Linked DNA regions of Homo sapiens: region 1 is linked to region 2. A link is a loop called in an ENCODE intact Hi-C map of the cell type or tissue named here. Cell type or tissue: left ventricle myocardium inferior. All regions are shown on one strand.

Region 1 (8,000 bases), 440 kb after region 2:
AGCCTCTGATAGCACAGCTGACTGACCTAGGGAGGGTGATTTTTCCCAGGGCTGTTTTTTTCCCTCTCAATTCCCCATCCCCACCTCCATCCTATCTTCTCCCTTCCATCCCTTTCTGTCCACTCCATTCCACTCCTCCCTCACCCCATTAGACAGACCCTTGGCCAATTTTTCATGCAAAGGGAAGGAAGAACTAATTTCCAGAGCTTGGCTGCACTCTTAGTCACTGGGGGACACTTGGGTATCAGAGCTAATGTTTGTCCAGCTGGTCAGGTCAGCTGAGTCCTCTTTAGCACAAACAGTCTCTCTCCTCCGTCTGCCTTTATTCCCAGATGTTTGTGATCAAAGGCAGCCCCATAGCCTTGTGGTCCTCTTCTTCTGTTTGGTCACTCCTAGGTCACCGCATCGGAAACAGGAGGATCACCCTGCTGCATTATTTAGTCTAGGTGGGCTTCCTGGAGTAGCAGGCCTTAGAGGTGTTACTCGCTCTATAAGGGACTGCCTGACCATCAACCACACTTTGTCTTTTCACCCTCTTGCCTGACCATTGGCCAATGTTTTCCTCTGTCTGGTCTAGATTCTTATTTCTCTAGACTATTTGTCTGCACTACTCCTTACCTGAAAGAGTGCTATCTTAATTTGTTTTGAGATTTGAAAATTCATCAGTATCAACCTGCTATGATGCCTATTTCTGACCTAAATGTGCTAAACCTAAGGGATCTTAGGCTTTACCTCCCTCATTATACTAAAGGTAACACTGAGGTCCAGAAAGAAAAAATGACTTTTTCAAGTCCTCATGGCAAGTTTTTCTCTCATTATTTCAATTAGTGATTTTTGAAGCCAGCCATGAAAGTAACAAATTGTTAGTAACAGAAAGGTATTTCAAAAGGTGGATACAAAATCCCTGGGAAGCTTTCTAATCTAGTGCCTTTCCATTGGCCTGATAGGGCCCAGGACTGTGTACTTTAAATCCTTCCTCCTAATGACTCTATTGTAGATTTTCTGAGAGCCACACTTGCATTAGTATGGACCATGAGGGCACCCTGATTGGTAAAGCAAGTATGGCCAGGCAGATAAATGACTATTAAGATTGCTCTGGATAATTAAAGAAGAGGTAGACACAGGGAGAGTGAAGAAGGTGATCATAGTGGTGGTGGAGGTGGAAAAGGATGAATGAGTGGTACATTTTAAGCAGTGTTCTTAATTGCAAGCAAAAGAAACCAGCTCAGGCTGCCTGTATTAGTTTCCTAGGGGTAAAAAACCATAGACTGGGGTGGCCTATACAACAGAAGCTTATTTTCATAGTTCTGGAGGCTGGAAGTGCAAGATCAAGGTGTTGGCAGAATTGATTTCATTCTGCAGCAGTGTTCCTTGGCTTGCAGAGGTGGCTGCCTCCTTGCTGTGTCCTCACCTGATCTTTCCTCTGTGCAGTGTGTGCCCCGGTGTGTCTTTGCGTGTTCAAACTTCCCCCTCTTATAAGGACACCAGTCAGATTGGATTAGGGTCCTCACTAATGACCTCATTTTAATTTAATCACCCCTTTAAAAAACTTATCTCCAAATATAGTTACATTCTGGGATACTGGGTTTAGAACTTCAACATATGAATTTGGCAGGGATAGGGAGCCAGGGGAACAGAATTCATCCCATAGCCCTGTCCTAAGCTCACAGAGTTGATATGAGGCTCTTAGACCAGGCTTAGTAATGGGAGAAATCCATGTGGTAGAAGTGGAGAGGATGAGGAAAGCAACATTAGAGAGGAAAACAGTCTAGCCTGGTGAATTTAAGGTTTTGACACTCTACCTCTCCTTCCTGGAGTGATAGGCATATTTCAGCTCTGTTGTGTTTCAATGAAATGAAATAGAGTTAAATGTAAGGCTCTCATTGAAGTTCAAAAAAATCAACTGCACAAATGCAGGTTGAAAATATGAAGGCATATTGAATTACTGAGAATAAAATATAGGGTATGGAGAAATCTAGATTTAAAGCCCTGCTTCAACTTCTTGACAGAGATGCAGATAAATGGAATGCTGACAGAAGAAAGCAGAAAGCAACCAAAAATGTTGAATTATTATGTAATAGTGGGCACTTAAATGTACCAACTTTGTGCCAGGTACTGTTCTAAGTGTTTCATATATATTAACTTATTTAATCCTTATAACTGCTCTATGAGGTAAGCACTGCTATTGTATTTATTGTTCAGGTGAGGAATCTGGTACAAAGAGGTTAAAGTAACTTTCCCAGGACCGTCTAGCTGGTCCTTTGTACCAGATGAGGAATCTGGTACAAAGAGATTAAAGTAACTTTCCCAGGGCCACCTAGCAGAACTGGGAGTTGAACCCAGCCAGTCTGCCTCTAGAGTTCTGTACTATGCTGAAGGATTGAAAAAACTGGACATGTTGATAGAATGGTCAGTTTTCAGATATGTTTTAAGTTACCATATGGAAACATATTGTGTTTATTTTGTGTGAGCCATCAGAGTAGATCTAGAATCAATGGCTAGGGAGATATATCATTAATAAGCAGTTTTCAGCTCAGTATTATAAAGAATTTTAAAATAGTTCAGCAGGGAATTGAGCTACTGTGCAAGCATGGTTGGTCGCCTATATATAAAATAGCTGTTTTCCATTCCTCTTTGCTTATAAAACTATTCTTTGTTCAGAGAGCAGTGGATCCGTCTCCAAGGCATGATTTTCAATTGGCCAAGGCGACTTGCAGCAATCCTCTGCTCGTCTGTGAATGATTGGTGGAGGGATGAGCATACAATCTTGTTCTGACCAGTGAGGTACTGGGGGAAGTTTCCTGGAGTTTGGGGATGGTTTTCTACTTTTACTAAAAGGGGAAGATATGAGGAAAAGCCCCCTGTGTGCATCAATTTTCATCTTGCTTTTGATAGTATATATGGGACAAAGATACTTGATCCAATGAGGAAAACCATCACCGATTTCCAACAAGGTAGAAAGGACCTTGGTCCTTGGTGACTCTTTTGAGCCCCTAACCAACTCAGGTGTCACTTCCCTGTAGGCTTGTTGTTAACTGAGAAGTTTGAAAAGTTTGCCTAAATATACTGTTACTTGGGGCTTAAATCATCCTGTTACAAGTAGCTTGGGAGGTAATGAGTTCAACATCCTTGGAGATGTACAAACAGAGCATAGAGGTCCACTTATAGGAATGTTGTGGCCAAGGGCTCAGGCTTTTTTTGAAGTTTTTACTAGAGGGCAATTAAGGTCACTGCTAGTCCTGATATTATGATTACCTTCCTGCCCCTACCCAACCCCAGCACAAGTCACTCTGTGTGACTCTCTCTGGCTGTGTGTATTGAGCCAGGCTGGCATCCACAGCAGACATTTTTTGTGAGTCACCTATAGTGTCAGGCCTTGGAAAAAGGCAGAGGCTGTGATGTCACAGCTCCTCCAATGACACAGCATCAGGGGACAGCCAGAAATAGACATGTGGAAGCCCTTGCCACTGGCACTCTCTTGTACTCTGAAACAACCCATTTCTCTCAGCTCAGACACCAGGCTGCTGGAGAATTGGAGAACCAAAATAGACTGAACGTCTAGTCACCCTCCTAGAATTCCCCATCTGCTCTGACAAAGTTCTGGGGACACCCAAGGTGAAACCCACCCAGCAGAACATTGAGAACATGACCGAGATTTAGCTGGACTTTGGTTCCTAACCACAGTGGCTCATTCACAGAAAAAGGCCCTAAGACAATGTCTCTAGTCAGCTTTGTCTTCAACACATTCCTAAGGTTTAAGATTGGGATGTGTTAGAGACGAAGGTTTGGTTCGTATCTGACTTCCGGTGCTGCAGACCATTGATTGCTGCTGAAATGTAGCAGCCAAACCTTTTAGAGCCACGCTAGCCATCTGATGTAAAGCAAAAAGCTGGAGACCTTTGACAATTCTGCTTGGAAACAATTTTTATATATTAATGATCATAGCAGCAGCTAATATTAGTTTGGCTTTTAGGGAATCAGTAGATGGTACCTACATCTTTCTCTAAGTCCAAAGCCAATGAAGAGACAGATATAAGAATCAGAACAATCGATATCAAAATATCAGGTCCATTATTGATGAATATGAGGTTGGAGGATTTGGCTTAGGGATGAGGCAACAAGGCATATGTTAATACTGTGCCTAAGAGGTTTTCAGCCCTTCTTTGTTGCACCTAATGCATGACCGAGAGCAGATCTCGGTCACTCTGATAAATCTCTCCTCTCCCATGGGGAATGTGAGTGAGAATGGGAAGAGAAGCCAGGAATGTTGGTGTAGCTGAAGTTCCTGCACGTCAAAATGGGATGAGTGAGGAGTAGGTATTTTCCACAGTCTTATTGACTGAGTTCTTACTAGTTGCCAGATACTGTGCAGACAGCATCCATGTAGACTATCCAGTTTAATTCTCTTTTCCACCTCATAAGGAAAGTGCTAGTATTATCTTCATCTTACTGATAAGGAAACAGAGGCCCAGAAAGACCCACAACTTTACTAAGGTGACACAGCTAGTACGCGTCAAGATGGGATCCAGACCAAAGTCGGTCCGAGGCCACAACAGATCTTGGAAGCAACAGGCTGCAGAGCCTCCCCTGCCTTACTGCACAGCGTTGCTGGGTGCTATGAGGAGATAAAGGAACATGACGTTCTGGATCAGAAGGCTTGGGCTATAGCCCAGGCTCTGCCATTTTTTAGCCTCCACAACTACAGTGCCCTTGCCTGCAAAATAGGGATGATAATGCCTTTCTTGAGAAGCTCAGGGAGTTTCTATGAGGATCAGGTGAGCCGATGGTCATTAAAGTGTTTTGTTACTGGCTGGCCCGGGGCACTGATGTGCATCTAGGGGTAGGAGAGTTCTGAGTTCCGCCGCGCCTCTCTTGATAACTTTCTCAGTGATGTGGTTCAACCACTTGACTTCCTATACCTCAGTTTCGCCACCTGTATAATGAAAGCCCTAGTCCTTGATTTACTAACCTCTCAGAGGTATGGTGATGCTTAAAGGGGATAAAGTCAAGAAAACACTTTCTTTGTGTAATCTAGAGATGTCAGAATATGATGAAAATTGTCATCCTTATCATTGTCTTTTTGTGTGTGTGAGATGTGGCACTTGGGGCAGTATCTATTTTTGTGACAAAATTATTTCTTAGACTCTCATAAACTCATTTAGCTGAAGGATTTTATTGGTGACAAATTTAGGTTTGTATCTCAGCAATTTTATTTAAAAAAATACTAAAAAATAATCTTATTAGAAAATGGTTCAACTTAGGAGCACTAACAAGTATCAGCTTTGAACTAAGTCTTATGTGCTAAGGAGAATAGAATAAAAATATCTAACAGGCATATAGCACTTATGTGCCTATACTGTTCTAAATGCTGTAAGTATATTTATTTAATCCTCACAATAAAACCCTGTGAGCAGGCATTTTATTATGTCTATTTTATAGATGGGAGGTAGGGGGATAAGGGCTCAGAGATGTTAAGTAACATGCACAGGAACGAGATTTGAATCTGCAGTCTAGCCTCAGAATCTCTCTTGTCTTAACCGCTGGAGTGGACTTTATAAAGCACAGTCCCTGCCTTCAAAGAGCTTGCAGAACAGCTGACAGACCAGTCGAGAGCAGATACGCACAGACGATAGATAAGCAAGAAAGGAACACAAGACATTGCTACATTGGATCGTGGGTCAAATGATGCTGTTTGAACGACGGGTTAAAAATAATCTCGAAGTACAGCAAGGTAATGAGAGTGATGTGGGAGAAGTGATGTCTGACTTGGGCCTTTTATGGCAGTAGGGTGTGAGTCAGTAGGAAAAATAATGGGACTATCCATGTAGTACTTGGTCCTATCTAAAGGGACTCATTACTTGAGGAAGCAGCATTGGCTAAACAAATCACTAAATCTAGAAAAGAAATATGTATCATAAAAAGAAGATGGCTCAAGGGATAAACAAAGGGGCAATATTATAGACCATTTACTAATCGTATGACAATTTGTGCCTCAGTGTCTTCTGTAAAATGCAGATAAGAAGATCCATTTTGCCTTCCTGACAAAGTAAAACTGCTTTTGAAAATAATAAAGGTCACCCACACATATTTAATGGGATAACAGTTTTAAAAAATCATTTATATTTTTATCTTTTGTCTTCCTAATTACCTGGGCTTTGCCCTAGATGATTAGAGGAGTCTATTGCTTAAAGGAAGGAAGAGGGAGATTAGGAATGCCAGAGAATGGATACAGACCAAAGGGAACATCCACAAATAACCAGGCTGTAGTCTGGAGAGAGGGTTGCCTCAATTCTTTTAGCTGCCTGTTTAGCATATCAACGGCATGCTTTATCTGAGCCAGAGGTCTCCACAGGAAGGCCAAGTGGAAGAGCCTATCCTTTTCCGGCTTCAAAGATAGTGGGAATCAGAAGAAAAGAGAAGAGAGCAGGAGAACAGAACAAAGACACATGGTCCTATTTTTCTCATCTCGGCTTTGGCACAGGAGGCTCATTAGACAAATTGAGACAACGCTGATTGCTTCTTCCCCAGCCTAAGGCACAGGATGAAACTCCTAGTCCAGTGTGGTGGAGGCTGGACTTGGAAGCAACCTGAGAGTGTGCTTGGGGATCTTGCCAGAGTGGGTTTCAGTGGCTGGGACAAACTGGCACTGCAGTAAAGACTGCAGGTCAGACCCACCAGGTAGGGTGAGTGGAATTCCAGCCAAACCTTAGAGAAGTCTGTGGTGCTAGCAGTAGGCAAGATGAAGCTCAGGTAACCCCAGTTCTGTATACTAGTTGAGGCAGGAGAACAAATGACAATGTATGTCAGGCCAGCTTCCATTTTACCATGAAGGCCAGAGGGGCAAGCAGCAACCAGGTGGCCAAGGGAGGTGCTCCCTGGACCAGAGTGGGCAGGAGGCCATCCCACTACCCTATATACCACCACAAATGCTTGTAAGCCATATATCCCTCTCATCACCTTTGTACCCAGAATTTATCTTCATGGAGAAGCGGAGAGAGGTTATATGAGAGATTAAGCCATTTTTATTCAAACGAGACTGACATCGCCTAAAATGACCATGCAGATAATAAGAACAGACTGGATTTAAACTAGATTGGTCCTTTAGTTTATTTTTCTACCAACTGTCAGATGAAGGTTATAGACAAATGAAAGTTCAGTTACAGGAAAAATAAATTCATTTTACATCCTCATCCAAGTTGAAGTGTGAACAAAATGGTGTGATCCAATTACCTGTAATGTTGTTGTTCTTAAACAATTCTAAGAGTAATATCTCTATATATTGAATTTTTAAATATTTAAGTGGCATTAACCTTTGACTGAAACAAAATAATATATGTAAAAGTCCCTGGCACATATTAGGTGCTAGGTGATTATTAATTGTTTCAATGTTGTTTGAGGTCAATGTCAGGAAAGATAACAGCTATGCTCCTTGGATCATGGCTCTTTGTTCTGCACTGAGAGCCTGAATATTGGGTAAGATGAACCCAGAATAGCATCATTGCTTTCCCTATGTGTGATTGTGTGAGGAATTATGGTCCCAAGCAGAGATTCTTAAATCTAGTCCTGCATCAGAATTATCTGGACAGCTAGTTTGAAAATATAGATCATTTCTCCTCTGTTTCCCCTTGTGATTATGATTCAGTATTTCTGGGGAGGTGCCAAGGCATCTTTTGAAAACCATTAACAATCTGTTCAGATGGCATTTTAAATACCAAGGGGCACTGTGGTACATCTTTAGTAATTTCTTTCCTTCTTTGATTGTTGTTGACTCTTACAGACACATGTGTGGGTAGACTAGAGAAAGTCAGACTTAATTGTTTTTTAGTTTTTGTCTGTACAAAGTTCTGTGTCTAATCAGCTTGGCTTCTGTCAATTCTCTAAATTCCAAAGCAAAACAAGTGTAAGTAAGGGATGATGAGCTTTGTGTTGGGCCGAGTCAAAGAAAATGGCTTCTCCCCCTCATTTCAGCAGAACACAGAGTCTCCAAGCCCAGAGCAATG
Region 2 (8,000 bases):
GGCTTCCAGTGTCTCTTCTCTGCTTACCACTCCTCCTCCATCCTGCCTTAAGTTGGAGATTTTTAAAAGACACATGTGAAACCCCAGGCCTCAGTACAAACTGATTGTCAGCTATCTCAACATTCTACATACACCTTTGATCCAAAGCTCAGACACTAAAGTGCAAAGAAAGAAATGGAACCCCAGTACTCTGGCCATGGGCCAAAGCAGGGAAAATGCTTCAGACAATGGTGCCATTATTTCAGGCATAGTGCTGTTGACATTGGACAGAGAGGCCTGCTGTCTCCACCTTGCAGACCTCCCATCTGTGATATCCATTTCTGTCAGTAGGACCATGCCCACCCACCCCACCCCCAAACTAAATTCGTCTGCTGGTCCTTCTTTTTTTCTGGAGTGCCCTACCTGTCCCAGGACAATTCTGGCACTTCAGAATTAAAAGGAAAGAGAAATACTTGTCTAACTTTCCTAAATGTTAAAGCACCTAAAAGGAAAAAAAACAGACTTACAAAAATATAACGGGGTCAGCCCCCCAAACTTTGCACATTATGATATATGATATGTCAAAATATAACAAACATTTTCTAAACATTACCACATTACCATCTCTCTCCACCCATTTATACCTAATCGGCAGTAGACTCAACACTGCCCTTTCACCTCTTAAAACTTTACTCTGTAGAACCACTAGATAATAAATATATTTCACACCACTGACCCCACCTTCCCAAACATGCACTCAGTTGCAGTTCCAAAGAGACTCTCCAAAAAAATAGTCATTTGAAAAAAGTACCTGTTTACACTCAGTCTATCTGCATATTATCTTTCAAGATTATTACTTTTTTTAACCATAAAAAAGATTGCATATTGGCAATATAATGAGAAAACCACATTGGCCATTTCTGGGTGCTGGTGAAGGGTGAGTGGGGCGTTGTTGAAGCACAGAAGCAAGAGGGCTCAGAGAGGGGCAATTGTGGTCCTCAGCCTTGAGATGTGAGGGTTGAGCTGGGGTTACCTACATTCTCAATCCTTGGCCTCTGAAATGTCCGTCTCTTTAGTCACTCCCTTCTCGTCTCTCTACCTGTCCCCATTTCCACTACCCATTCCCATACCACACAGCCCTCTTGAAGCAGAGGCAAAATGGCTTTTTGGCATGTGTCCGCCTGGGTCAGTTTGAAGACAGGTATGGCGTTTGGAGGGGTATGATATGGGACATACACCAGAGCAAGCTTATTTGTGACTGTTTCCACTCTGGGAAAAATTGTCCGTTACTTCCGTGACTTTAAAAATTTAAGCAGTTACTAGGCTGATAGGTTAAGAAACAAATCTTTTGTTTTTGGGGTTTTGCATTAATATTAAGCATGAATATATATCATATATTACATTACTTTCTTTCTGCTCTGGGGCAGACTGCGCTCTCCTTCCAAACAGGAAAACTGCACAGCCCATGGACAGATTTTTGAAAGCTATTATTTCCCCAATCCCCCACCCCCTGCCCTTACCCCCTCCTTTCCTCCCAGCCCTCAGTTGCTGTATTAGAAAAGTCCCTCCTGACCCCCCGCCCACAGCCCATCTGAGGTTAAATAGTGCCACATTGTAAAATTCATGCATCACTGCATTTTGCTATTGCACATATTGCAGAGAGAGTTGTGTAAGTGTGCCCCCTCCCTCCGTTCCCCTTCTCTTCCTTAGTCTCTCAGATTCCTGTGCTATTCCCACGTTCCCCTCTCCCAGCCTCCCCCAACCTTTCAGACCCTTCACTGGTTGTGGACGTCCTCTCTACGGACAATCTTGTAGATGATCCAGTAGAACATGTTGAAAATGAGGAAGGCCATGGGGAAGCCAATGCGGGATATTTTGTCGATCTTCTTGGCCCTCTGGATGAAGAGTTTTCGCATCTCCTCTGGGGACTTAGATGGTGCAGGAGGGGGGTTGGTGGTGTTACTGTTGTTGGCGCCCTTGACTGAGATGCCATCCTTGGCCTGTAGACAGGCTGGGCCCATCCCATAGGCAGAGAAGTTAAAGCGGCCTTCTCCAGCTTCATCCTCCTGGAATAGATTCAACATGGGGCTCTACTTAAAATAAGACAGGGGCTAGGCACCCTCCCTGCAAGGCACTCCCTTGGGGGCCAGGCCATGCCTATCTGGTTCTCCCTGCTTTCCAGACTGCATCACTCTAGGTTTCTGGAGGCTTTTTGGCTGGCTGGGGAGTTCTGCCTTATAGAGGGGCGCCACTTGCCTGCTGAAACAGATGCAAAACAGGGGATAGGAATGTGGTTTAGAGTCTGGAGACCTGTGTTCAAGTCCCAGCTCTATCAATTGCTGGTTGTATGACCATAGGCAAGTAATTTCCTTCTGTGAGTCTCGGGGATTTTTATTTCATTTTTTCTTCTACCTGGGGGATAAGATTCTCCCCACTACTCCACAAGTTTCTTTTGACCATCAGAGGTTATAATTGAGAACATATTCAAGGTTGTACTGGGTTTTAGTTAGAAATTCAGAGGACAATTTGGACAGATCCCCTGCTTTGCCTCTGTTGCTTCCTTGCCCTCTTCCCCATCCCATTCCCCAGTTAATAACTCCCAGGAGTGGGTGGTAAGGGGGATGGCTATGGGCCAGGATGGAGCAGGAGCTCTGGGCCTCACTTCCGTTCTACAAGCCAGGGAAGCCACAGCTTCTTCCTGCCTCTACGTTCCCACATCCCTGGCAGTTGTAACTTCAGACAGACCTCTGGATTTTTACTAAGTTTTCATTCAAGACCCTTCATCATTTGGCTCCAACTTACCTTTCCAGGCTTTCCTTCTCCCCCACCAGATACTTTGCAGCCCTCCAGGTTTGTACATTTTCTCTTGTGCCTTCTCACGTCCCTTCCTTATGCTCACTACCAAAATGCCTGCTGCCCTGATCCTTCTAGTTCATCTCTTTCCCAGGTCATGGTGGTCTTGCCCTGGTCTGAATCATGGAGGCACTATTGTCTGCTCTCCTCATGTCCAGCTTTGTTATCGTTGCATGTGAGCTCTGAGGAGGAATTGAGAGTCTAATGTTTTGGTCTCAGCTGTTGATTCAATGTTGGCATTGGGAAGTTTTATCAGCTCACATTGCCCAACTAGATAATGCTTTCAGGAAAAGAACACCGTCTTCTGCTTGTTCCTGTGCAGGACCGGGCCAACAGAGAAAAACTCAGTATAGGATTCACTGGTGCCTCTCCATCTCTCCTGTAGGGTAGGCCACCTTCTGATTTGTTTGTTTTGTTTTATCTTGTTTGTAGAGATGGGGGTCTCGCTATGTTGCCCAGTCTGGTCTTGAACTCCTGGCCTCGAGATCCTCCTGCCTCGGCTTCACAAAGTTCTGGGATTACAGGTGTGAGCCACTGTGTCCAGCCCACCATTGCAACAGCCTCCAATCTGCCCCCACCACCCAACCCATCTGAGTCGTTATAACACAGATCTTGGTCATCTTTTGCTTAGAACCTTTTAATAGGCTGCCACTGACTTCAGGTTAATTAAAATCCTGAACATGATAAACAAGGCCTTAGAACCTGGACCCTGCCTGCTTTTGCAGTCTCATCTTGTGCCATTTCTATCTGGTGTTCTATGCTTTAGTCACTGAAATATTTCCTTATATTTGAAAATGTCATGGTTCTTTTCTTGAACTCTGGGCCTTTGTGCAAGTTGTTCTCCCTGCCTAGAACACACTCTGAACCCCATCTCTTGTCTCCAACTCCTCTTTCACCTAATTCTTCCTTAGAAGCCTTCTCTGAGCTCCCAAGTATAGGCTAGCCGCTCCTGCTGTGTGCTCCATAAGCTCTCTGTATATATCTCCGTCTTTTTTTAAAGCTCTTATCACATTGTATGGTAATTTCTTGATTAGCGTCTGTCTCTTACTAGATTATAAGCTCCGTGCAAAGTCTGTCATGTTCACTGCACTCTCAACACTGAACATATGAACATAGTCCCTGGTTCATAAGCTCAAAACTTGGTATATGTTTGTTGAACAAATGTTTACTTGTATATCTTCACCAGCTTTAGTGTCCTTTTTTGTTGTTGTTGTTTGTTTAAATGGAGTTGTATTTTTAGCACCAGAAGGGTTTGAGACATATGGTAAATGCTGAAGAAATCCTTGGAAAATGAATGAATCTTGTCCAACATCTTCATTGCAAAAGTGAGGAGGAAGAGGATGTGCCACCTACAGTGCCTGGCAAACAGGTGCTCAGTAAGTACTTGTCTATGAATAGGGCAACAGTAGAAGATTCAATGCCAGGGCCAAGGAGAGGAGTTGGGGAGAGCCAGCCAAATTGCTGGACCTAGTACTTAGAAGGGGGTCTAAGTCTGACTCTATTGCATTTCAATGAAAATCTCCCCTTGCTGGAGCTGGGGTGTTGTTCTATTTTTATTTTTATTTTTTATTTTAAACTGGGACCTAGTTACGTAGGGGGAAGCACCAAATTAACTTTTTATGCTGCTTTGGGTGAATTATTCTTTGCCTTTCTCATCTGTTAAACATGGGAGTAGGAGGAGTAGAGGTTTGGATTGAAGGCCCCATCTAGCTAGAGGATTATCAATTTCATATTGTGTCTGGGAGAAAAATTCCCTAGGAATGACTGGTAAAAGGCTTGCTATTCTTATTGGAACCAGCAGGTGGCAGGAAATGCATGCCCAACTGCATCTGGAGCTGCTTAGAGCTGGAGCAGGGGAAATCTGGTAGTGTACTCTGGAGCTCAGGGAAGTTGCTAGTAGTATGCCTGCTGAGTCTGGTGCTCACAGATATGGTTTCCTGATAATTTGCCTAAGGAGGCTGGCCAGAGAATTCGAGAACCAGATGCTTTGTGCACAACAAATGAGGCAACATGGGAAGATGGTGGGAGTTGGGAAAGCTGTCCAAGATCACAGGCTCTGAGAAATTCAGGCATGTAGCTAGTTCCTCTCCACTCACCATCTGGGACTTAAAATCCCTTCTGCAAACTTCCTGTTAAAGAGAGTTTCTGCAGAAGAAGCTTGTACACCTCTAGGGTACAAATCACTTCCAGAGCGGCTTACTCTAAGGAAACTATTCTTTATGGTGAGCTCACTTCTGCATCATTGTAATTTCTGACATTTGGGCCAACTTAAGAGCCCTTATGAATGAGATTACGTTAATTCAAATGCATAGAAGGAGGCAGGCAGGAGAAATGTGAGTGGTAAAGTGAGTTGGGGCTGAAAAATATCCCTGGTTAGAAGGGATGGTATTAACTGGAAAATGCATTCCCTACCTAAAGGCAGTTCCAGTGCACCAATACCTTATGGGAAGCACATTCAGTGTGGCTGGATGCTGTGATTTTTTTTCTAGTGAAGCCAGAAGTGTGGTTTTTAAATGCTGACCCCTTAAGTCCAGATTTTAAAAACACTCCAGGCCAAAGTACAGATATTTGCACACCAAATCTGGCCTTCCGGCTACTAGTTTTTGACCTTCGCCATGGGATGAGGCTTAGTTTTTATTTAAGATCTAATAAATGCAGGACAATTTTTATCTGCTTCAGGATGGACACACTGATGAACAGATAAGAACTCATGGTGGTATGGTTAATGTTTGGAGAAGAACCTCGGGTTTTTTAGCACCTCTCCTGCCTTTGCCATCAGTGCCTCATGATACCGGTGACTTGGCCTTGCTATTGTGGGTCTCTCTCATCAGTTGCATGGAAGGAGTGGATAGGGTGATTGCTGAGGTATCTTCAAAGGAGGGAACAGAGCAGGAGAATCTGATCAAATCTAGCTAGTGGCCTTATTCACACTTTATCTGGCCAGAGATAGTGTTTGTTTTCTTTTAGTGTGTCAAACTGGTAGATACTTAGGGAGCGTAGAAGCAGCCTTTGAAAGTACCATAGGCCCACCATACTACATATCTTCAGGAGGCTCCATTCCCATTTTAGTCCATACAAACAGCATCTACTGGAGCTGTGCAGTGCTCAATCAAAGGGGCTGGTGCTAGTAAAATATCTTGGACATGATCTTTTCAAATCAGTGTTTTTAACAAATGTCTCTAGCAGATGAAATTACAAAAAGCAGCTAGTGTATAGGGAAAATGGAAAAATAAAATCTTAGAGATACTTACGTTTGGTCAGTTTCTTTCTTTCTTTCTGTTTTTTTTTTTTTTTTTGAGACAAAGTCACTATGTTGCCCACATTGGTCTGGAACTCCTGGGCTAAAGCAATCCTCTCACCTCAGTCTTCCTAGTAGTTGGGATTATAGGCACAAGCCATCATGCCAGTTGCTTAAATAGACTTTTTTTTTTTTTTTTAAAGCATCAGAGGCTAGGTATTAAATGGACAATATAGAGTAACTAAAACTAGGGGTCATTTAAGAAGTTCTATCTGGCTTGCTGAACCCAAGACAATTTCCTCCTTCAATGTAGTTTAGAAGGATGGTGATATCTTAATTCCCATGGACATCTTCTGTATTGGAACGTCGGCCTCCTCCCTGTGGTAAACTGCCAGAAGTTAATTGAATCAGATTGCTGATGTTTAAGAAACATACTGATGGAAATGTGTGTATATGTAATCATTTTAATCCTTGGCACTTGTGCGGCAGGAACAAAACTTAAAGCTACTTTGGCATCCTCTGATTTAATTCTCACCAGAATTTCCCTTTATACGCATTTTGCACATGAAGAACCTGGGCCCAAGTAGGCTAGCTCAAAGTCTCATACTAAAGAAAACTAAAGAGGCAGGGTCCTTTGTCACAGCACATTGCGCCTGGGCAGACAACTATTTTGTTTTGTTTTATTTTATTTTTGAGCTTTACTGATTAATAGACAACGATTTTAAATAGGTCAGTCTAAAGCTTGTAGGACCTGGCATATTGCAGGTATGTACTGTGACCTGCAACACTATGACAGGTCATAATGTGTGGGTCCCTGGTTGCCCTAATCTGTCAGTGGAAAAACTTCAGACTCTCTGTCTGAAGGCTTCTTCTTTATTGCTTTTAATGGCAAAAACTGCAATTATTTTTGCACCAACCTAATCTTTTGTTTATCCCTTTGTTCATTTGTTTAACAAATACTTATTGCATGCTCACTATATGTTAGGCATTGTGTTAGGCACCAGGGATATAGCACAGAGCAAAACCAAACACGGTCTCTGCCTTTATGGAGCTTGCGATTTGGTGGAAGAGATCGGCTTTAAAAAAATCACATCATTGAATTTATGCTTTTAAATCAGGATACATTTTTAGAAGTTTAGAAATTAAGTTCAAGTAGAACGTGGCATTTGCTAGGACACACAGTGCACTGGAAGAGCAGTACAGGGAAAGAGAACAAGATATTTAAAATCCTGTGTGTATGTTTGAAGAACTAAGAAAAAAGCTAGGGTGGTTGGATCTTCTGGGGAACTAGTTATGGACCCACGGTATGGAGCAGTTTGCTCCAGCAGGCTGCATGCTCCCCATTGGCATTCTTTGGTCAGTGCACAACCTCGTGAACAGAGGTTGGTAACTTCTCAGAGGTGCCCTGTCAAATATTCCTTTATTCAATCCCTCATATGGAGAGAGAACCCACTCTGGCAGAGATCTTGCTTGTTGCCTCTTTCCTAGAGGCAGGAAGCAAAGGCCTGAACCTGGGCATTCTACGTTAAGATCTCACCTTTTGTGGTGCAATTGTCTTCTGGAATCAAGCCTATTAAAACAATGCAGTCTTGCAGAAAAAAGCCAGTGGACACCTCCCAATCTTTTAGGTTTATAGTTAGTTATTTTCTTGACCCCATCAGCTTTTAGTTAATCAGTTGCGCCTTTAGGTATAACTTGATAATTTCTGTAGTGTTACTGTTAGGATTCGAAGAGTGACTGCCTATAGACCCACCTAGGGCATTATTTATGGGAGGGAAAGCTGAGACCTCTAGGTCTTTAATTCCTATTTCTAACCTGCCTTGCACATTGAGAAGGATGGACCATTGAAACAAATAACACAAGACAATACTGCTTAGAACTCTTTTGTTTACTAACAGCTGTCCCTCCTTAGGCAGTGACCCAAAGGCCT

What was found. A loop is a pair of places that touch in the nucleus more often than their neighbours do. Peaks named below come from ENCODE experiments on the same cell type or tissue, not always from the same donor. Only the 100,000 strongest peaks of a DNase experiment are listed, where the experiment ranks them.
Region 1: it touches region 2 in a loop (4-fold over the local background); 57 of 110 quality-filtered maps call a loop at or near these places.

Annotation. Positions count from the first base shown.
Region 1 is chr5:152,256,530-152,264,529 of GRCh38, forward strand. All of the region lies in intron 1 of LINC01933 (long intergenic non-protein coding RNA 1933), which reads left to right. Among named protein-coding and RNA genes, the nearest start is that of NMUR2, 140 kb to the right of the region's middle. In left ventricle myocardium inferior, no CTCF peak of the experiment used is centred here; a DNase peak (open chromatin) is centred at 3,372.
Region 2 is chr5:151,820,919-151,828,918 of GRCh38, forward strand. GLRA1 (glycine receptor alpha 1) reads right to left here. Exons shown (of 9, transcript NM_000171.4): 9 at 1,595-2,045. The coding sequence ends at 1,755. Among named protein-coding and RNA genes, the nearest start is that of G3BP1, 53 kb to the left of the region's middle. RefSeq lists an enhancer at 90-384 and a silencer at 90-384. In left ventricle myocardium inferior, a CTCF peak has its summit at 4,628 (motif pointing right); a DNase peak (open chromatin) is centred at 4,673.